2 separate regions of the Homo sapiens genome follow, and region 2 is linked to region 1. Evidence: chromatin loops called from intact Hi-C (ENCODE). Cell type or tissue: heart right ventricle. All regions are shown on one strand. Links, peaks and the distances in the headings refer to the core of each region. The heading gives the core; the rest is flanking DNA. Region 1 overlaps ALKBH5 (alkB homolog 5, RNA demethylase). Region 2 overlaps MYO15A (myosin XVA).

The links. Hi-C counts contacts between places; a loop is a spot of excess contacts. Peaks named below come from ENCODE experiments on the same cell type or tissue, not always from the same donor. Only the 100,000 strongest peaks of a DNase experiment are listed, where the experiment ranks them.
Region 2: it touches region 1 in a loop (2.1-fold over the local background); 55 of 110 quality-filtered maps call a loop at or near these places.

The regions. Positions count from the first base shown.
Region 1 is chr17:18,193,265-18,209,507 of GRCh38, forward strand. ALKBH5 (alkB homolog 5, RNA demethylase) reads left to right here. Exons shown (of 4, transcript NM_017758.4): 2 at 1,691-1,771; 3 at 13,551-13,706; 4 at 14,955-16,243. The coding sequence ends at 15,132. Among named protein-coding and RNA genes, the nearest start is that of ALKBH5, 18 kb to the left of the region's middle. In heart right ventricle, for the core only: no CTCF peak of the experiment used is centred there; a DNase peak (open chromatin) is centred at 8,059.
Region 2 is chr17:18,138,793-18,143,792 of GRCh38, forward strand. MYO15A (myosin XVA) reads left to right here. Exons shown (of 66, transcript NM_016239.4): 18 at 19-144; 19 at 742-819; 20 at 1,725-1,873; 21 at 1,995-2,040; 22 at 2,227-2,351; 23 at 2,861-2,978; 24 at 3,287-3,462; 25 at 3,964-4,048; 26 at 4,774-4,827; 27 at 4,923-5,000. Among named protein-coding and RNA genes, the nearest start is that of MYO15A, 33 kb to the left of the region's middle. RefSeq lists enhancers at 3,459-4,424, 4,425-5,000. In heart right ventricle, for the core only: a CTCF peak has its summit at 2,619 (motif pointing right); no DNase peak of the experiment used is centred there.

The sequences.
Region 1 (16,243 bases), core at 5,984-10,983:
GGGCCGGGCGCGGTGGCTCACACCTGTAATCCCAGCACTTTGGGAGGCCGAGGCTGGCGGATCACGAGGTCAGGAGTTCAAGACCATCCTGACCAACATAGTGAAACCCCATCTCTACTGAAAATAACAAAAATTAGACAGGCGTGGTGGGGTGCGCCTGTAGTCCCAGCTACTTGGGAGGCTGAGGCAGGAGAATCGCTTGAACCCGGTAGGCAGAGGTTGCAGTGAGCCGAGATTGTGCCACTGCACTCCAACCTGGGTGACAGAGTGAGACTGTCTCAAAAAAAAAAAAAATTAAATAAAATAAAGGTTTGTTCTATCCCCAGCATGAGCTCAAATCAGATTTCCAAATCAGAGGTGCTTCCTTAAGGCTGAGCCTGAAGCAGTCTGGCTTTTTATCTCTTGTTGGCTCTTGCATCCAGTTATTAGAGCTGAGGTTTGGCCAGCCTGGCCATCTTGAGGGGTCCTTCCCAGGCCTGCAGTGTTTTTAATAGTTAAGTTTGTGTCTGTACAACTAGCCTTTGAGAAGGGAGCTGATCAGCAGCCATGAGAGAAGGGTTTGTGGTACAGGGCCAGGTAGGGAAACTAAGCCATACTTGTCCTACTAGGCTTGTGGCTGAGTTTCTGGGTGTGTAGAACTGCTGCAGCTCAGTAGAGTAACTTGGAGTGGGAGTATCTTGTGGCTGCCATGCTTCCAGTGATAGCATGTGAGGGGTATAGGAAGCTCAGAGCTTGCTTCCAGAGTTTCAAATTGGAATGACGCTAGCTGAGAAGAGGACAGTCATCTACCCACATTAGTTGGTCTCTGAGCGGTTTTAAAAGTCATGTAACTTGTTGAAAATAAACAGATATCTGAGTATGATGGAAATCCTTTTTTTTTGGGCGGGGGGCAGGGGGTGGGGGTCAGTGGTGGGGACAGAGTCTCGCTCTGTTGCCCAGGTGCAGTGGGCGTGATCTTGGCTCACTGCAACTTCTGCCTCCTAGGTTCAAGCGATTCTCCTGCCTCAGCCTCCCAAGTAGCTGGGATTACAGGCGCCCACCACCATGCCTGGCTAATTTTTGTATTTTTAGTAGAGATGGGGTTTCGCCATGTTGGCCAGGCTGGTCTCGAACTCCTGATTTCAGGTGATCCGCCCACCTCGGCCTCCCAAAGTGCTAGGATTACAGGCATGAGCCATCACGCCCAGCCGGAAATTCTTAAAATATTCAAACACAACTGTCTTCAAAATTTTGGATCCCCCCAAATGGAGACTTCATGTAGATATTCTATTTTGGAATGAGGCAGTCCTAGCTCTCCCTGGTGACTCAGTGCTATCAGTGGCTGCCTTGGCTTTCTCTACCTGCTAAATGGAGGGAGAATGAGGAGGAGCTACAGTGTACTCTCTGGAGTACCCTTTTAAAAAAGGGTTCCTGGCCTGTTCAGGGAGAGTCTTGCTTCCAGCCTCTGCCTTAAGTGGCCAAGGGGTCTCCTTTGTGTCATACCAGGTTTTTCCTTGAGTATTACAGTCTCTTGGCAAAAGCATCCTGGAACTTAATATGATATTCCCTTCCATGTAGATCCTTGAAACTCTCAAGTAATGGGTAGAGAGCAGCCGTAAGACCTAGGCCATGTTCCTGTCCTGTTATATCCCCCAGGAACTTTGGTTGTCTGTCTACTCTTCATGGTCACATGTTCTGTGTTTCTTTTCAGTGGATATGCTGCTGATGAAATCACTCACTGCATACGGCCTCAGGACATCAAGGAGCGCCGAGCAGTCATCATCCTCAGGAAGTAAGTGCCTTGATGTCTGACCTTCTGCCTCACCTGCAGGCCTGTCTGGAGATGTAGCTCTGGGTCCACTTAGAACTCAGCTCCTATGTATCAGTGGCATGGCAGAGTGGAGAGCAGAACTGTTAAGTTCTCTTTTTATTTGAATCCTGTGAGGATAAAGTTGTTTTGTTGTTTTATCAGAAAATTAAGTACTCTATTTAGGGAGTTTAGGACTGAGCAAAAGCATATACGCCCAATATTTGTGGGTATAATCTTGAGACAAGATTTGGGCAACATTCTTCCAAACCTCACCCCACCCCTTAGCCTCTATTCCTCACCTCCTTCGTTCTTATTTGTTACACGTACTCTTGGTGATTATTTTTAGACTGTGCCTTTAGCAGCCTGCTTTAAAAATGCCTGGGTTTTCACTGCTGGAAGGAACAGGGAGTGAAGAGAGGAGACAAGGGTGGGAGGTTAGGATGTAGTATTCGGCAGAATCATGGCTTGTGGCTCTTCTCTGGGGAGGGAATCAGGGATGTGCTACTTAACATCAACAAACCTGGCTTCACCAGCATTTATTTCTTTCACGGGGTGAGTGGAAGAAGCCATAGCCTCACAGACATTGGATCAAGACAAGCCTTGCCCCACTGTCCACCCATCTTGCTCAGGCTGGAATGCAGTGGTGCCATCATAGCTCACTGCATCCTCAAAGTCCTGGACTCAAGCTCTCTTCCTGCTTCAGCCTCCCCAGTAGCTGGGAATAGAGGCAAGTGCCACCATACCTGGTTCACGCCTACCTTTTGAATAGAGTCCCAGAGAAGATAGGTGATTGCCCAGAGTCATAGAAGTCAGTGAGCAGAGCAAAACAAGCACGTAAACTTAGGCTTGACCCATAAAACTTGCTGTCTGTCGTCTTCTTCCTTCCTTCCTTTTATTAAACTTTATTTTTTAGAATAGTTTTAGATTTACAGACAATTGTGATAGTACAGAGTTCTCATGTACTCTGCATCCCATTTCTCCTATTTGTTAATTTTTTATTGGTATGACTAAAGTCCATACTTTATTTAGATTTCCTTAGGTTTTTCCTAATGTCCTTTTTCTGTCCCAAGATCATCCTACGTTACATTTAGTTGACATATCAACTCAGACTCCTCTTAGACTCCTCTTGGCTGTAACAGTTTCTCAGACTTTGCCTTATTCTTTTTTTTTTTTTTTTGAGACAGGGTCTCACTCTGTCGCCTAGGCTGGAATAGGCGGGAATGCAGTGGCACCATCTCGGCTCACTGCAACCTCTGCGTCCCAGGTTCAAGTGATTTCGTGTCTCAGCCTCCTGAGTAGCTGGGACTATAGGCGTGTGCCACAACACCCAGCTAACTTTATTTTTTCGTACAGATGGGGTTTCCCCCATGTTGGCCAAGCTGGTCTCTAACTTCCAACCTCAAGTGGTTCACCTGCCTTGGCCTCCCAAAGTGCTGGGATTACAGGTGTGAGCCACCATGCCCAGCCTGCCTTATTCTTGATGATATTGACTGGTTAGGTATTGTATAGAAAATCTCTCAATTAGAATTTGTCTGATGTTTTTATGGTAAAGTGTATGCCATTTTTACTACATAACCAAGAATATATACTATCAATGTAACTTAACACTATTGATATTGATCATCTGGCCAATGCACTGTCAGGTTTTCCACTGTAAAATTACTGTTTTTCCTTGTCCATACTGTACCCTTAGGAAGGAAGTCACCATGCATGCCCACAGTTAAAGAGTGTGGGAGTTAGCACCATCTCCTTGAGGGGGAGCATGCAGGTGAATTACTTAGAATTCTTCTGCAGGGGGGATTGGTCTACTCTCCTTCATTTATTCAATCATTTATTTATATAAGTATATTTTTTATGTAAGTATGGACTCCTAGGAATTTATTTTATGCTCAAATTCTTCCAGCTTTGGTCATTGGGAATTTTTTCTGGTGCATCAACTTTAGTCAGTAAACAATAACTTTGGCATCCTGGTCCTTTGGGCCCATAACTCCAGAATATTGTAGTGGTGAAGTCTCTTTGGTATGGCTTTGCCACTTTGCCAAGTCAAAACTTTTAGTCTGTTTTAACTATAGTAGATGGGTATGATCCATATCTGTGGGACAGTCCTATGGTACAGGCAGAGCAGTGAACACGTGGGAGCTCCAGAAACTTGGGTCAACTTGGTGGGGTTGGCAGCCTCTCTTTTCTAGCCTAAGACTGTTCCCAGAATTTGTCAGAGGAAGGGAAGAGTTTTTATCTGCCTTGTACTTTATTTTTCTGTGATAACCAGCATAGGCAAGAACTCGGAAACAATGGAGTCCAGAGTGTAGCACTCTTCCAGCCTCTCCTCCAGTCATTTCTTCTCAGGCTGTACCTGGTACCTCCAACTGCAGCCAGGGATGGGTGGCCTGCCCAGGCCAGGAACCTGGAGAGGAACTTCTAATGTTACATAGAACCAGAGCAGTAACTTCCCAAGAGTTCCTCTCATCTTCCCATAATAGCTTATTTTGGGGAAATCTTAGTTGGATGTGCAGGTGGTAGTGGCCATAGCTGGAGTGTCAGTCTTCCAGCTGCTACTCTTTTATTGAATGGTGACTCCCATACCTGGCCGCCCAGTCCAACTGAGTCAGATGCTCCTCAGCACAGCTAGGAGTCTGCACCGTTAATCAGCTCCCTGGGAAGCTTTTCAGCCAGCTAGGTCCCTGCCAGTGGCCTGACCTTGGGAATGGCTGTTACTGGGTGACTGAAGCTCTTCTACCTTCTGACTTCAGTGGGCCCAGGAACCATTCACAGACTGGGCTGGAGTGCAGAAGCACAGAGCTGTGGTGTAAGGGGACTGGAGAAGAGTGGGAGGATGTCCCAGCTTCCCCAGGTAGCTGAGCTGGGGAAGTGCACAGCTGTGGGGAACTCTAAAGTATCTGCAGCTCCTGTTATGGTTTATGGATTTGTGCCTGGGCTCTTGTGGCAATGTGGCCTCCATTGGGCATACCTTCTCATCTAACATGTTCATCCTCTGATTCATATCCCAACTCCCCAAATAAACCTACATGATAACCAACTCCTCAGATAACCTAGTCATTCTTCATCGTTCAGATTGACCATTTTGACATGCAGAAAGCATCATATAAAAAGCCCTTTAGCTTTTTAGCATCACCTAAAGCCCTTTCAGCACACATGCAGACACATACACACACCCCTGTTTGGACTGTCACAGCTCATACGCTTGCCATTGTGAATTTTCAAATCTGCATTCTGTAGGAGTAAGGAGATCCCTGTTCATCTGGGGCCTAGCATGAGGTGCAGCCCAGAGGAGGCATCAACTAGTGTGGAGAACAATTCAGGCCGGTGAGGAGCAGCTCCAGAGTAGCTACATGGGTTTGTCTTGGGAAAGGACGGGTTGTGACAAGTTTAAAAAGGGGAGCATCTTGGCCCAGGCATTGCCCGGAGATAAGTATGATGTGGCCTTGGAAGATACCTGGCTGGTTTGATGTCTTCTGGTGAGGTTGTGTTACAGTGGGTAGAATCTGGGCATTGAGCCTGGCCCTGATTATGGTAGAGGAGTTAGAGCCGGTCCTGCCTTCTCATAAGTTCAGATAAAGATTGCACAGGCTGCTGGTGGAGACCCTGGGAGCTCTGTCACCAGCTCAGGTCAGTCAGAGCTGGAAAGGTCTTTCTAAGGGCCTCACGGAAGGAAATGGGTGGGCAGCTGCCAAGTGCTTTCTGGTTGGACAGAACGCAGCTTCTGTGAACATGGGTGGTGCCAAGTCTTCATGCACATGTGCCCTTGTTTCTTACGGGGAGGCTGGAAGTAACCTTTTAAAAAAGTCTCCCCAGAGTGGAATCCTCAGACTGTCCCTTGGTGTTATAATGTTTGGGGTCACAACTTAGCCAGTAAATGGCTGAGTGACACCTGGAACCTGGGTCTTGTGGTTCGTTGGTGGTTTGCACAGTGGAGTACCCCAAGTCCTGCCCTTTCCCCCAGTGTGTCGTTGGGATGGATGCTTTGAGTTAGGAAACTGGAGCTCAGATATAGAAGGGCTTTCTTGCCTCTGCTGTGCAAGTAGAGAGTTGTGCTGATTGGGGAGAATGTTATGAGTATGTAGGGGGCACTCTACAGAGAGTGGGGTGAGGCAGCAGCTACAGGCTAGTCGGCTCTTTGAGGTGCCTCAGCACCCCCAAACTTCCCTGAATGTTACTGTCTCCCAGCCGACCGAGGGCAAGCTGCCGCAGCATGCAAGTCTTTTCTCTGTAATCGTTGGTAACCCTGGAAGGGGAGGCTGGACCTAACCTTACTGGAGGTGTGGTTAAAGTTCTAAATTACTAGTTAGATAACCAAGAGGCTGACAAACTTCTGGGGTATAATAATTCATCTGTGAGGGGAGTCTTCCAGTTTTCCCATGATTCCCTAGTGCTCCTGCACTAGTGCACTCTGTGCTTCTGCTCCTGGTAGGCCTTGCTAGCTGCCCTGTGCCAAGCATCCACATATTAACCTTGAAACTAGAAGGTATGAACTCTGTTTGGAAAGGGGCTCAGGTAGGAAGTGAGCTGCCTCAGGTCATTGCTAGTTGGAATGGCCTTTGAGCAGGGATTTCTGACTTGAGGGAAACATCAAGTATCTACTATGTACAAGGCACTTGAGGTGGGCACCGCAGGAAATTTAGTGCCCCCTTGGTGCTTCACATGTAATAAGTTTGCACTTTGCCTGCCATTCCAACACAAAGCAGAGTGAACACTGGTGTAAAAGCACAGGGTATTCTCTGGGAGCCCTGCAAAAAAAACCCCAAAAACCCAGGCCGGTCGTGGTGGCTCACACCTGTAATCCAGCACTTCAGGAGGGCGAGGCAGTTGGATCACCTGAGGTCAGGAGTTCAAGACTAGCCTGACTAACGTGATGAAAATTCTAAAAATACAAGAATTAGCTGGGCATAGTGGCAGGTGTCTGTGATCCCAGCTACTGGGGAGGCTGAGGCAGGACAACTGCTTGAACCTGGGAGGCGGAGGTTGCAGTGAGCCGAGATTGTACCATTGCACTCCAGCCTGGGAGACAGAGCGAGACTCCATCTCAAAAAAAAAAAAAAAATTTTTTTTTTTTTTAAATTACATCCAGCTTTGCGGGAGGAAGGGTAAAGGTGAGCTTGGTAGATCTGGCCCCTGAGCTAGAAATTGCTGGCCAGGCAGAAATGGTAAGCTCAAAGGCTAGGAGGCAGGGAAATATAGGGGACTTCTGTAGATGAGGAATGAAAGAGGGAAGGAGGCCTTAGGTCAACATTTGATTCTCAAGAGATGGCTTATGGGTCTTCGGGGCCTTGAGTTGGTGACTAGGGCACCCAATCCCTTGGTTTTTAGGAGGCCCTCAGGATTGCACTGTGAGACTTGTATTCTTGAGATTGGTACTCTCCAGTTAACCAGATAAAGTGGCACAAAGCAGTATATATAGCCCATTTATTTGCTTTTGGTCAAGTGGAACTCAGCTCAGAGTGGTCTGAAGCTGGGAAATGCAGCTGGAGATCCCTTTGCCAAGTGGTAACCTAAGCTGGTGTGTGCTAGGCTCTGTGCTAGTACCCGGAATGGGGTTTGTATGGGTTCCTATTCTCTTTTGTCCTTTGGGAAAAGGCAGACATTTAGCATCTCAACAGGAACTGGTCAAAGAAGGCTTTCCAGATAAGTGCCACCTGAAGGTAGTCAAGGATGCTTGGACCTTAGCCAGCATAGAATGAGGCTCAGGGGCAAAGATAGTTCAGTCAGAAGAGATGCTCTTTACAGAGGCTTGGAGTCCAGGAACTCTGTTCTGGAACACAGAATAGATAAGGAGTGGAGGACTTGATACACCGGCCTAAGACAGCAAAAGCTTCACGCTGTGCAGAGAAATGTTAAGCGCGCTGGGGAGCCGTGGAGGCATGTGAGCAGTGGGGTGAGGGATTTGCATGTGAGAGATTGTAGGAAGCGAAGCTCAATAGCTTACTTGGTCATTAGATCCACAGAGTTCGAGGAGTCAGGAGACCTTCCATGAGAGCAGAGCAATCTGAATGTGAGGCTGAGTGGATGGATGAGCAGTGGAAGGAAGTGGAGGTCTCATTCTGGACCTCGTTCCTCAGCAGTGGGGTGAGGGGTGGCTAGCTCTTAGTTTCTCTGACCAGGGCTTGGTGTTGCTCCTTTCTCCATGATTTGTGTCTCCTGTGGTTAGATTTAGCTTACATTTGTTCCCTGGTTCAGTAAGTCTGTGTCCACGTGCATACACCCTGCCCTTTTGGCAGCCTGACTGTTCTGATGTGTCTGTGGCCTGCCCAAGGAATATGGGTACAATGGGATCACCAGGAAGGTGACAAACTTGGGCTTCTGCCCTGGCTCTGCCACTCCTCTCCAAATGCAGTCTTATCTGCACCTGTAAATTGGGCAGTTGTGGTTAAACTTGTGAATGCTAGGTGGTCTTCTAAACTCTTCCTGGCTGGGTGCGGTGGCTCGCACTTGTAATCCCAGCACTTTGGGAAGCCGAGGTGGGCGGATTGCCTGAGCGCGGGAGTTTGAGACCACCCTGGGCAACATGGTGAAACCCCATCTCTACTAAAATACAAAAAATTAGCCGGGCGTGGTAGCATGCATCTGTAGTCCCAGCTACTTGGGAGAATCGCTTGAGCATGGGAGGCAGAGGTTGCAGTGAGCCAAGATTGCACCACTGCACTCCAGCTTGGGCTACAGGGTGAGACTCCATCTTAGATAGATAGATAGATAGATAGATAGATAGATAGATAGATAGGATAGATAAGATAGATAGATAGATAGATAGATAGATAGATAGATAGATAGATGATAGATAGATTGATTGATTGATTTAAAAAACCAGGTGTGGTGGCATATACCTATAGTCCGAGCTACTCGCGAGCCTGAGGCAGGAGGATTGCTTGAGCCCAGGAGGTCAAGGCTGCAGTGAGCTGTAATCCCACCCGTGCACTCCAGGCTGGGTGATAGACCTTGTTTCAAAGAAAGTAATTAATTGGCCGGGTGCGGTGGTTCACGCCTGTAATTCCAGCACTTTGGGAGGCTGAGGCGGGCGGATCGTGAGGTCAGGAGATCGAGACCATCCTGGCTAACACGGTGAAACCCCGTCTCTACTAAAAATACAAAAAAAATCAGCCGGGCATGGTGGCAGGCGCCTGTCGTTGCAGCTACTTGGAGGCTGAGGCAGGAGAATGGCATGAACCCAGGAGGCGGAGGTTGCAGTGAGCCGAGATCGCACCACAGCACCCCAACCTGGGCGACAGAGCGAGACTCCGACTCAAAACAAAAAACAAAAAACAAAAAAAAACAGAAGTCTGATGTTGGCAGGGGGCTGGTGGAAGATGGGTGGGGAGAGTCCCGTGAGGGGAGTGGGTACTACTGCAGGAGAGCCAGCAAGGTACAGACCTGAGCTTTGTGGGAGTCTGATTCTCAAAGGTGCTGGAGCTTAGACCTTAGCTCTAGGGACCCAGGTTACTAAATAGGCAAGAGGGTGCTTGGACAGGCCCACAATACTGGTCTCTGCCTCGCTTTGTTGGAAAGCCAAGCTTTTAGCACAAGGATGCCTGGTAAAGGTGGTGCCAGACGTTGGAGAGTAGTTGGTAGCTGGCTGGGGACTGCCCTCGCTCCAGAGTCATCGTGGCCTGAGTGCGGTCTGGTTTACCATCTTCCCAGAAATGGTGGTGCTGCCACCTGCATGCACAGTGTTCTCTTGCACTGAGGAGGGCCCACCTGCACTTTATTTTTTAATTAAAAAAAAAAAATTAGGGCCGGGCACGATGGCTCACGCCTGTAATTCCAGCACTTCGGGAGGCTGAGGCAGGCGGATCATGAGGTCAAGAGATCAAGACCATCCTGGCCAACATGGTGAAACCCTGTCCCTACTAAAAATACAAAAATTAGCTGGGCATGGTGGCGTGCACCTGTAGTCCCAGCTACTCATGAGGCTGAGGCAGGAGAATTGCCTGAACCTGGGAGGTGGAGGTGCAGTGAACCAAGATCGTGCCACTGCACTCCAGCCTGGAGACAGAGCAAGATTGTCTTTTAAAAAAAAAAAAAAAAAAAAGAGTTTAAATAGGGACAAGGTCTTACTTTGTTGCCCAGGTTGGTCTGAAACTCCTGGCTTTTAAGTAATCCTTCTACCTTGGCCTCCCAAAGTGCTGGGATTACAGGTGTGAGCCACTGTGCCTGGCCCCACCTGTGCTTTAGAGGCCATCACAGAGTAGTAGGTAGTAGCTTTGTGACTCAAGCTAGTGATTTGCTCTGGGATTTAGCTTTGCTCTCCAGTCCCTACAGGGAGAATAATTCACCCCAGCAGCTTCTCTGGAGGACCTAGGATAGGATCAACTCCCTCCCTTCCCTTCGGTTCACACTTTAGTGCTACAGCCATCCTTTGTTGTGACCTCCCTTGTCCCTGCTTTGTCCTGACACGGTAGGTGGCCGCTCTGGGTATCACGGTCAACCTCACATGCCCGAGGTCACATGCCCGAGGTGCTTTGCTCTGACCTTTGAATACTGACTCATCTGTAAGGCAGGTCTTCATTCCTGTTGCCACCTGAGGAGGCCTGGGTCCAGACCTTACTGCTAGAACTGAGCCTCCTGAATCCAGATTTGTGACTCTCTGCTAAACCCTGAGGACCTGGCCTACGCCATGAGAGTTGGTTGCCTTTTAACAGGGGCATGTTCTGAAGTTAAGCTACTGGTGGGCACTGGGCTTGGAGTCAAGCTCTAGCCTGGCATCCTGCAGCTTGGTGAATTTTTGGAAGTGTAGGGAGGGCAGGAGCTTCTCCAGCTGTTATGAGATGTACTTATAACAGTCCCAGGGGATGTGTCAAGAGCTCTCATCTTGGTGGCTCTGCTTTTCTCCTACCATCCATCATTCACCCGAAGAAACAACTCCAGAGTGCCCCCACTAGGGCTTCACTGGGGCTTTTGGGGCACACAGGGGCCTTCCTTCCCTGAACATGGGCTCCCTGGCACCTATAGAGTCTTAGCTTTATGGGTACCAGAGGAGGGACTTTCTTCAATGAGGCCCTTAGAGTCCTTTAAGTCAAGTATAAAGGCTAACATTTTATTTAGTCTGATTTCTGCCACCTGGACCTCTCAACTTGATGACACGAAGCCTGGTAAAGAAAAGGTCATTGGGCCAGGCGTGGTGGCTCACGCCTTTAATTTCAGCACTTTGGGAAGCCAGGACGGGCAGATCACCTGAGGTCGGGAGTTCAAGACCAGCCTGACCAACATGGAGAAACCCCATCTCTACTAAAAATACAAAAGTAGCCAGGCGTTGGGGTGCATGCCTGTAATCCTAGCAATTCGGGAGGCTGAGGCAGAAGAGTTGCTTGAACGCGGGAGGCGGAGGTTGCAGTGAGCCAAGATCGTGCCAGTGCACTCCACCCTGGACAACAAGAGTAAAACTCTCTTAAAAAAAAAAAAAAATAGAAAAGGTAATTGGGCCAGGTGTGGTGGCTCAGGCCCATAATCCTAGCAGTTTGGGAGGCTGAGATGGGCAGATCGCTTGAGCCCCAGTGTTTGAGACCAGTCTGGCTAACATGGTGAAATGCTGTCTCTACTGAAAATATAAAAATTAGCCGAGTGTGGCAGCGGGTACCTATAATCTCAGCTGCTTGGGAGGTTGAGGTGGGAGGATCGCTTGAAGTTGCAATGAGCCAAGATCCCGCCACTGCACTCCAGCCTGGGCGACAGAAGGAGCCCCTGTCTCAAAAAATAATAATAAAAATAAAAAGCTCATCTGGAGCCGGGCTTGATGGCTCATACCTGTAATCTCAACACTTTGGGAGGCTGAGGTGGGAGGATCACTTAGAAGAGTTAGAGACCAGCCTAGGCAAAATGGTGGTACCCTGTCTCGCCAAAAAAAAACCATTAGCCGGGCATGGTGGCCCAGTCCTAGCTTCTTGGGAGGCTTGGGCAGGAGGATCCCTTAAGCCTAGGAGTTCAAGGCTGCAGTGAGTTATGATCATACCACTGCCCTCCAGACTGGGCGACAGAGCAAAACACGATCTCTCTTTAAAAAAAAAAGAATGGTTCTATTCTATTTCACATACTCATCTCTGGTAGTTGCCCAGTACCACCTCTACCCAGAGAATCCCAGCCTTGAAGGAGGCAACTTGCCTTCGATTCCTTAGACCCTCAGCGCAAAGAAGCCTTAGAGCTAGTCACATTTCTTTCTTTTGCTCAGATGGGGAAACTGAGGCCCGAGGAGGGATGGTGACTAGCTTGGACTCTGAATGGCAGTGCCAAAACTAGATCATCCTCCTGTTGATGTTAGGTTCTGCATCCATGAGTCTGGAGGAGTCCAGAGTGGAGTCTGAGACTGAAGAGTCACTCACTGCAGCTGGGCCCTACTGGCATCCCCCTCTGCAAGGCCAACCCAAAGGGATGGGGATGCCTGTCCTACCTGCCTACCCACCAGTTTGGGCCTGAGGCATCAGAACATTGGTTCCCAGCTGGAAGGAAGGAGATGCCCCTGCTGCCTTTAGGAGAGAGATTTCCTACCCACGTTCAGAGTAACTCTTGCCTGTCAGGCTTGAAGTCTCACTTTGGCTTTAAACTTTCCCCCGTGACTTGCAGGATGCATGACTTACTGCCTTTCTGATCCTTCCCATCTATGTACAGTAGGCCAGCCAGTGGAATGTGGAGAGGCAGCCATGGGGAATGGGGGAAACTGAGGACCAGATGCAGTTGTTACCAAGGATGCCAAGCAGCCTAGCCCAAGGCAGTTCTTGGATTTCCCTCCTGCTTACTTCTCCCCAGCATCCTCTAGTATCCTTAGAGTCCTGCTCTGACTGCAGCCCCTACTCCTTCGGAACTAAGTTACTACTTTGTGTCTAGCAGACCCTGGAAAAGGTGCCTTCAGGGTCTCTGCTAGCTATGTCCTATCGCTTCCCACCCAGTCTATTACATGGGTCCTTCTGCCCTTTGCTCCCACCTGCCTGACTTGCCAGCCTTCTCTGTACCACACAAGGAGCCTGAGGGCTTTGAGGTTTTCCATGCCAGCTCCCTTCTGTTCTGGCTTCATAAAGGACTTGGATCACTGCCCTGAGTTACCGCTACCCAGCTTCTCCATCCCCCTCTTCCTCATCTGTATTTGTGTGCCTTCCCTTTACTAGGCAGTGTATTCCTTGAAACCTATGGCTACACCTGCTGCTTGGTGGGGACTGTGCCTTCAAAAGCCCTCTGGCCTTTACCTTGTCAGCATCCTGAAATGAGCAGAAACTGCCAGATGACTGCTCATGGTTGTGGAGTGGGCCTGGGTTCCCTACCCTGGCTCTGCCACTCAGTCTCAGCATCCCTGTCTGCACAGTGAGAAGATAGGGTAGCTCTGGCTCTCTTTCTCTCCAGCCCCTCTACAGGCCTGGACCAGGGATCCTTCCTGTGTTGGGACCCACCAGTGGGGCCGTTGGTCCTCTGGCAAATGAAGTAGATGGCCCCAGAGAACCTGTGGGTCCAAGTGGAGTGAGGTGAGGCTGCTTGGTTCAGCTAAGAGCGAGCCCTGGGATCTTGCCCCTAGGGTAGCACAGCCTGTCATTGGGAGTTTCCAGACAGAAGTGTTCCCATTCCTTACTCCTAAAGGTGGACTTGAGGAGGGTCTTTGAAAGTCAGCTAGACCAATCTCTAGTTGAACCTCAAGGAGAGTGAGGTACAGAGCAGAGACTGCTGGCTTCCAGGTCTAGCTGGCTCCCACTTGGCCTGGCCAGAGAATTGGTCTGATGGTGCCCACACCTTCACCGGAGGCCCTTTGGTGACCCCATGCATGTTTCCTTTGCAGGACAAGATTAGATGCACCCCGGTTGGAAACAAAGTCCCTGAGCAGCTCCGTGTTACCACCCAGCTATGCTTCAGATCGCCTGTCAGGAAACAACAGGGACCCTGCTCTGAAACCCAAGCGGTCCCACCGCAAGGCAGACCCTGATGCTGCCCACAGGTACTCAGTTTAGGACCCTCAGCAAAGGCTGGCAAAGGCCTGGCTGCAGGGTGAGAAGGGTGGAGAAGCCTGGGGTAGGCTGTTTAGGAGCCTTGGCTTGCTCACCCTTTCAAAACCTTATGTCTGGTTCCTCTGGGTTGGTGGCATTGGTGACATTCCCATCTAACCCTGGCCAACTGCCTGTACACCCAGAGAGAAGGGGTCAGGCAGAGACTGTAACAGATGGCAATATCATGGCTTTCCCATGACTTTCCTTGTTCAGTCTCACCCAGACACCCTTGTGGAATTATACTTAGATGTCAGGAGGGAATCTTGGGACTTGGATAATAGTGAACCAGGGACTTATTTCAAAAAGGATTGGATAAAAGGTATTTGAGGAGATAATTTTTTTTAAAGGAAAAAAAATGTTTTGGCCGGCACAGTGGCTCACGCCTGTAATCCCAGCACTTTGGGAGGCCAAGGCAGGCAGATCACGAGGTCAGGTGATCGAGACCATCCTGGCTAAGACGGTGAAACCCCGTCTCTACTAAAAAATACAAAAAATTAGCCAGGCGTGGTGGCAGGTACCTGTAGTCCCAGCTCCTCGGGAGGCTGAGGCAGGAGAATGGCGTGAACCTGGGAGGCGGAGCTGGCAGTGACCCGAGATGGCACCGCTGCACTCCAGCCTGTGCGACAGAGCAAGAATCCGTCTCAAAAAAAAAAAAAATATTTTTTAAGTGTTGGGGAAGGTTTCCAAGGAGGTAATGTTTAAGTTGATTCCAGAAGGATAAGGAAGACATGGAAGAGCATTCTAGGCAGGAAATACTGTATGAGCTAAACCCTGAGATACAAAAGAGCTTTGTGGTTTCAGGGGGTAATGGGGTTAGTAAGTGGAGAAGGGGGTGTTGGGAGGCCCAAGAGAGAGAAAGTGGGTAGAGCTGGGAAGTAAAGGTAGATGGCAGAACCATGCAGAGTCTTGAGGCTGTGGTAGGGAAGACCTCTGTCCAGCAGCCCTGGCAGTGTCCCAGGGCACCAGACTCCAAGCCAGGCAGACCCCACAGGGTAATTGGGAAATGTCCCAAAGACTGGGATGGTCACTGGCACTTAGTGGGCAAGAACCTCCGATACCAGGGCCTCTGCCAGGACTACCCTTCGTTGAGGACCACTGAGCTGAAGTGACCCATCCCAAGGATGAGACGAGGTACAGCGGTAAAGCCAGGCGCCTCCTGCCAGCCTCTCAGATAACGTCCTACCTCCCTTTCCTTGCAGGCCACGGATCCTGGAGATGGACAAGGAAGAGAACCGGCGCTCGGTGCTGCTGCCCACACACCGGCGGAGGGGTAGCTTCAGCTCTGAGAACTACTGGCGCAAGTCATACGAGTCCTCAGAGGACTGCTCTGAGGCAGCAGGCAGCCCTGCCCGAAAGGTGAAGATGCGGCGGCACTGAGTCTACCCGCCGCCCTCCTGGGAACTCTGGCTCATCCTTACGTAGTTGCCCCTCCTTTTGTTTTGAGGGTTTTGTTTTTGTTCATTGGGGGGTTTTTGTTTTTTGTTTTTTGTTTTTTTTGATTCTATATATTTTTCCTTGGTTTTGTTGCCTGTTAGGGCTGAAGAATAGAATTGGCCAGGACCTAGGTTCTCATATTCTTGGTATTCCTCCTGGATGGAAAGGCTGTTGGCATCAATAGGGGACAGAGGCTGATGCTGGAGTGGCCAGTAGAGGTGGTGGAGCAGAGCAGCCATCTTTTAAGTGGGGCTGTATCAGGCTGGGTTTATTTAAAAGCAACAAAATGTTTTGGTTAAGAAAATTATTTTGCTTTCAGTGTAAATCTTCGCAGTGTTCTAAACAAAGTTCAGTCTTCTGCTCGCCCCTTTCCCTCACTGATGTCTGCACTTGGTTGAGGTCTCCTGGAGCCTCACAGGCTCTGCTGTTCTCCACTTCTCACCTGCCATCCACGCCCTGCAAGCTCATGCAAACACCCTTTCTTCCTCCTGCGGCAGAGTTGTTCAGGTTGCCTGGGCAGGGGCTTAAACAGTGCCAGCCCCTGCCATCCCAAAGCTATTGTTAAGCCCCCCAGGCGTCCTCCACCCACGCCCACTAGCCTGCCATGTCCACAGTTCCTTGGGCTGCTGAGGGGCTAGTGCAGTGGTCCTGACCTCTCTTATCAAGAGCACACTTCTTTGCTGGTTGCTCCTTTTGAGCATATGCGTGTGATTATTTGGAACAGTTAGACTTGCCACGTTGGGTCAGTTTTAGAAATTGTTTCTAGCTAGAGGGACTGGTGTCCTTCCAAGTCTAGCATTTGGGGTATGGAAAATTGTTGTGGTGTGTGGTAGGGTTTTTGTTTTCTTTTTTGAGTTTTTTTTCCCCCTTTAGTCTCCTGGCTTTTTCCTTTCCCTTCCCTTCTCCACTGGCCAGCTTGGGCCTCATCCTCATGTCATCCTTCTAGGAAGGCGCCTGCCCCATCTTGTCTGCCGGCAGCATGCATCCAAGGCCAGAGCTCAGGCCTGCAGACTGGGCTGGTGCCTCCTCCGCTTCAGGGTATGGGAGTTGGTGA
Region 2 (5,000 bases), core at 1-5,000, 60 kb before region 1:
TCCCTAAATTGCCCCCAGGCTACAGACCACACCTTCCTACAGAAGTGCCACTACCATCATGGCGCCAACCCGCTCTATTCCAAACCCAAGATGCCGCTGCCTGAGTTCACCATCAAGCACTATGCAGGCAAGGTCACCTACCAGGTGAGCCCTAAGACAGTCGGCCTGGACGCTGGTGCTGCAGTGCTGCTAGCTGTTGGAGACACAGAAGCACAACACTGGCCCCAGACATTCACAGCCAGGTCCAATTCTGGCTCTGCTGTGCCCCAGCTCTGTGACCTTGAGCAAATTGCTTAGCCAGTCTGAGCCTCAGTTCTCTCACTTGGAAAATGGGGTAATAATAGTGCCCAACTCATGGGGCAGGTGTGAAAAATGTAGGGTGGGTTTGATAAAGAGTAGCTCATCAATAGTGACATCACTATGGTCACCCTCATCACTATTATCTGAGGCACATTCCTGCCCTGGAGGTGTCTCAGGCTAGGATTCCATGCCTCTGTCCCCATCCGGGCCTTACTTTTCTCATCTGTAGAATGGGCACAGGACAATGTCCTTCACTGAGGGTGAGGCCAAGACCCAGGTTGGTCATGAGAAGCCATGGCGAATGCTCCCCTCCCCCAGGAGTAGGGAGAATGGTGGGGGCTGGAGGGGTGGGGACCATAGAAGTGAGGAGGATCCAGTCCCTCCTAGGATAGACAGAGAGACAGAGGCCAGGATTACCCAGGCCATTGTTCCCCTTTTCAGGTGCACAAGTTCCTGGACAAGAACCACGACCAAGTGCGCCAGGATGTGCTGGACCTGTTCGTACGGAGCCGGACACGGGTAAGCCTCGCCTCCCACCGCTCTGGCCCTGCCCCCAGGCATGTCCCCACCCCCACACCCAGCCTGCCTTCAGGCCTGGGACCGTGTTGCCACGTCCTGGCTCCGCTTAGCTTTGGCCAGACAAAGACAAGGGTGGCCTGGACACCCTGTTCCTGGCCTGTTCCCACCTAGCTTGGCTCCGCCCTAAACCTAGCGCCTCATCCTGATCCTGTCCTCTGGCTCCCCACAGCCCCAGTGGCTAGACTCTGGCCCCGCTCCCAGTTCTAACCCTGTACCCCACCAGCTGTGGCCTTGCCCTGTACTTACCCCACTCTGGGCCCCACCCCATTCCCTGGCCCATTCTTTCCTGGCTTCTTGCCAGACCTGTTCCCCCAGTCCCACCTCCTGGTGTTCTCAGTTTCTCCCACCCCACCCATAAGGCCCCGGGGAAGAGCTTGGGGGACCAACTTTGGGTTCCTTGAAGGCTTGGGGAGGCCCTGCATCCCAGCTACACTACGGCCAGCAGATGGCCCTATGACAGAGCACAGGCCTGGTAACATCACCTCCCCTATCTGGCCCTCCGCTTCCTCCTGTCAACTGGGCAACCTCCTCATGAGGTCATAGCCAGAGTTCACAACCATGTATCTAACAGGCCACCCTGGGGCCAGGCACACAGTCAGTAACTGTGTGTTCCTTAGACTGAAGGGGAAAAAGCCAGTTATGGGATGGATCCCTTGGAAGATGCTGAGCCCCACCTGTTTTGAGAAGCATGCAAGCCAGGATGACAGAGGCCTTGCAGAGAGAACAGGGGTCCAGTTAGTCTTCAGATCCCCCTGGTCCGGAGATTTACTCCTGCTCTCTCTTCCTCCTCATTTCGGTCTCCCGGACCCTGCCTGTCTGTTTTCCCTGCCCCGACCCCTGCCCAGGTGGTGGCACACCTCTTCTCCAGCCATGCCCCACAGGCTGCCCCTCAGCGCCTGGGCAAGAGCAGCTCCGTCACTCGGCTCTACAAGGCGCACACTGTGGCCGCCAAGTTCCAGCAGTCACTCCTGGATCTGGTGGAAAAGATGGAGAGGTGGGGTGGGGGGCAGGTGGGCGGAGCACCCAGCCTCATCCTTAACCCACCTCATGACCCTCAGAGGTTGAGCGCCTTCTTTTTCTGAGGCCTCATGCTGTCCTCTTCCTGCCACTGCCAGGTGCAACCCCTTGTTCATGCGTTGCCTGAAGCCCAACCACAAGAAGGTGAGTGAGAGCTGAGGCCTCTGAGAGAGCCAAATCCTCCTGCCCATGCTGTGTGACCTTGGGCAAGTGGCTTGGCCTCTCAGGACCTGCATCTGCCCAGCCTAGCACTGGGAATATTCACCATGATAATGCCTTTTGCACATGGCTGAGCCAATGTGCAGACTCCCTCTCTGGGCATCCCTACAGGAGCCAGGTCTCTTTGAGCCAGATGTGGTAATGGCACAATTACGCTATTCAGGGGTGCTGGAGACCGTGAGGATCCGCAAGGAGGGATTTCCAGTGCGCCTGCCTTTCCAGGGGTTCATCGACAGGTATCTTGGTTACGGTAGTTCCTGAGCTCTACAAATCCCTGCCCAACTCCCCATGGCCCCAGGAATACACAACCCAGGCAGTACAGGGCTTGCCATGCACAGTTGCTCAGGTTGTACACTTCACAAGGCTACCACATGCTAACTGTTAATGTGGTAGATACATTTATTGTTTTGCCTTTTTTTGTAGTTATATGTTGTATAACGTATAATATGTCTAATCAACGCTCCGCGTTATTAGAATGGTTTTAGTAGTTATAATGACAAGTTTCCAGCAGGTGGCAGTCAAGTGTCCTGTTGTACTGAAATCATCTATTATAACAATTGTCTGACACCCAGAAGTAAAGAGTCTTGAGGATGGAGTGCCTTTTTTCAGATTAGAATAAACTATTTGTGGAGCCACCACTGGGACCAGGCTTTTTGGACACCTGGCTGGGGGCAGTAACCCCATGGTCTAGCAGACACCTCGGGTAGGTCTCATAGCCCCAGACTAACTTTGGGCCCCCTACCAGGTACTGCTGTCTAGTGGCCCTCAAGCATGACCTGCCGGCTAATGGGGACATGTGTGTGTCAGTGCTGAGTCGCCTGTGCAAAGTCATGCCAAACATGTACCGTGTTGGGGTCAGCAAGGTGAGTCCTGCCCGACAGTCAGCCCTTGGAGACCCCAAGTTTGGGGGGGTCCACAACTACTGAGTCAGAAATGTCCAAGCTAGAGACTGCCATCCCAGGAGCAACCCAGATGAGCTTGGGATATGGAATGCTAACTACCTGATTCACCAGCATCCTCTCTTCAACCTCTCCAAGTCCACCCCATCCCTCCAGCCCCGCTCCAGGAGGCTGCCCTGCCTATTCTGTCTCCACGGACTTCTAGAGAGGGAGGGGCCCTTAGTCCAGCCTCCTGGCTCCTATCTGCCTCAGTGCCTTCCTCCTGTCCTTAGCTGTTCCTTAAGGAACACCTATACCAGCTGCTGGAGAGTATGCGAGAGCATGTCCTGAATCTGGCAGCCCTCACTCTGCAGCGCTGCCTCCGTGGCTTCTTCATTAAGCGGCGATTCCGCTCTCTGCGCCACAAGATCATCCTGCTGCAAAGCCGGGCCCGTGGCTACCTTGCCAGGTGAGGCACAGAAAAGGCAGGATTCCTAGGAGACCTATGGTCAGGCTCGGGAGAGGTCACGCCTGAACTTAGGTGGTGAGCTCCCTATCCCTGGAGGCATGCAAGCTGAGGGTGGAGGCCTCTGCAGGAGAATGATCAGATTCTCTGTGTCTCTGCTTTTGAATGCCCTTCCCAGCCAACCCCAGGCCCTTGTGACTGGTGGGTGGGAATCCATTCAGCCAAGAGGGGCCTTACCCTGCATTTCAGGGACCTGAGATTATAAGCTGTTGGGAAATAAATTATTCAGGCAGGTTTAATCCAGGCCTTGCTACTTAATATGCTGTGTGACCTTGGCAAAGTCACTGCCCCTCTCTGAGCTCCAGTTTCCCTTTGAGCCAAAGGACCCCAAAAGTGAGATGTGGGCACTGGCTCCCAGGCCAGGCTGGCAAGGGCCTCTCTACCTTTTGGTCACCCTGTCACCCTGTGGCCCCAATCCCTGACCTCCCCACTACCCCAACCCAGGCAACGCTATCAGCAGATGAGGAGGAGTCTGGTGAAGTTCCGGTCCCTGGTACACGCATACGTGAGCCGCCGACGCTATCTCAAGGTATAGGCCCTACCCTATCTGGGTCCAAGGGGACAGCAGAGAAGGGGAAAGGGCACTTAGCACCCAAGAGGAGACTACTGGCCTCAGGCAGTCTTGGGTTCAAATTCTGCCTCTGCCACCCACTAGCTCTTTAACTTTGGCCATTGTCTATCCTCGATTTTCCCATCTACCCCTTGGGATTGTGGAGAGGGTTAAATGAGATGTTGCATTGAAGGATTTGGCCTGGTGCTGGGTTCACAGTGGGGTCTTCGGGAATTGAGGGCCATTAGAATTTGGTGACCTGAATGTCACTGGGTATGGTTTTGCTCTTACCTTCATGTCTTGACCCACTGTCATGCAAACTAGCCACCAGAAAGACAAATGCAGTTCCCAAAGCAATGAAGCAGTAGGTAGCCTTTACTGAAGGTGGCGCTACAGAGGAGGGCTTCCCATGACACAGTGCTCAGCCACCTCCCAGAAATCCTCCTTGTGTGTCTCTTTCCCCAGCGTTTTTCTCCCTCCGCTTGCCTCTGTTTCTCTCTTGCTCTCTCCTTTTCCCTCCCCTTTTCTCTGGCCAACCTCAGCCTCCCGCCCCACCTGTGGAGTGGGGCAGTCACCTCCACACAACAGGCAAGCTGCCCCCCTTGCTTGAGTGTGGCCGCCTTGCGTAAGCTGGCCTGGCCTGCCTGGGTGCCGGTCGTCACCTCTGCCTGCCACTCCCCAACCTGACATCTTCTCTTCTGAAGCTGAGGGCAGAGTGGAGGTGCCAGGTGGAGGGGGCGCTGCTGTGGGAGCAGGAGGTGGGTGTGGGTCTGGGTGGCAGCAGGGCCAAGGAGGGAGGCTGGCAGGTGGGGATGTGGCAGGCCTGTCCCTGTCCCATGCACTGTCCCTCTAGGAGCTGAGCAAGCGGGAGGTAGTCGCTGTGGGGCACCTGGAGGTACCGGCTGAGCTGGCTGGGCTCTTGCAAGCAGTG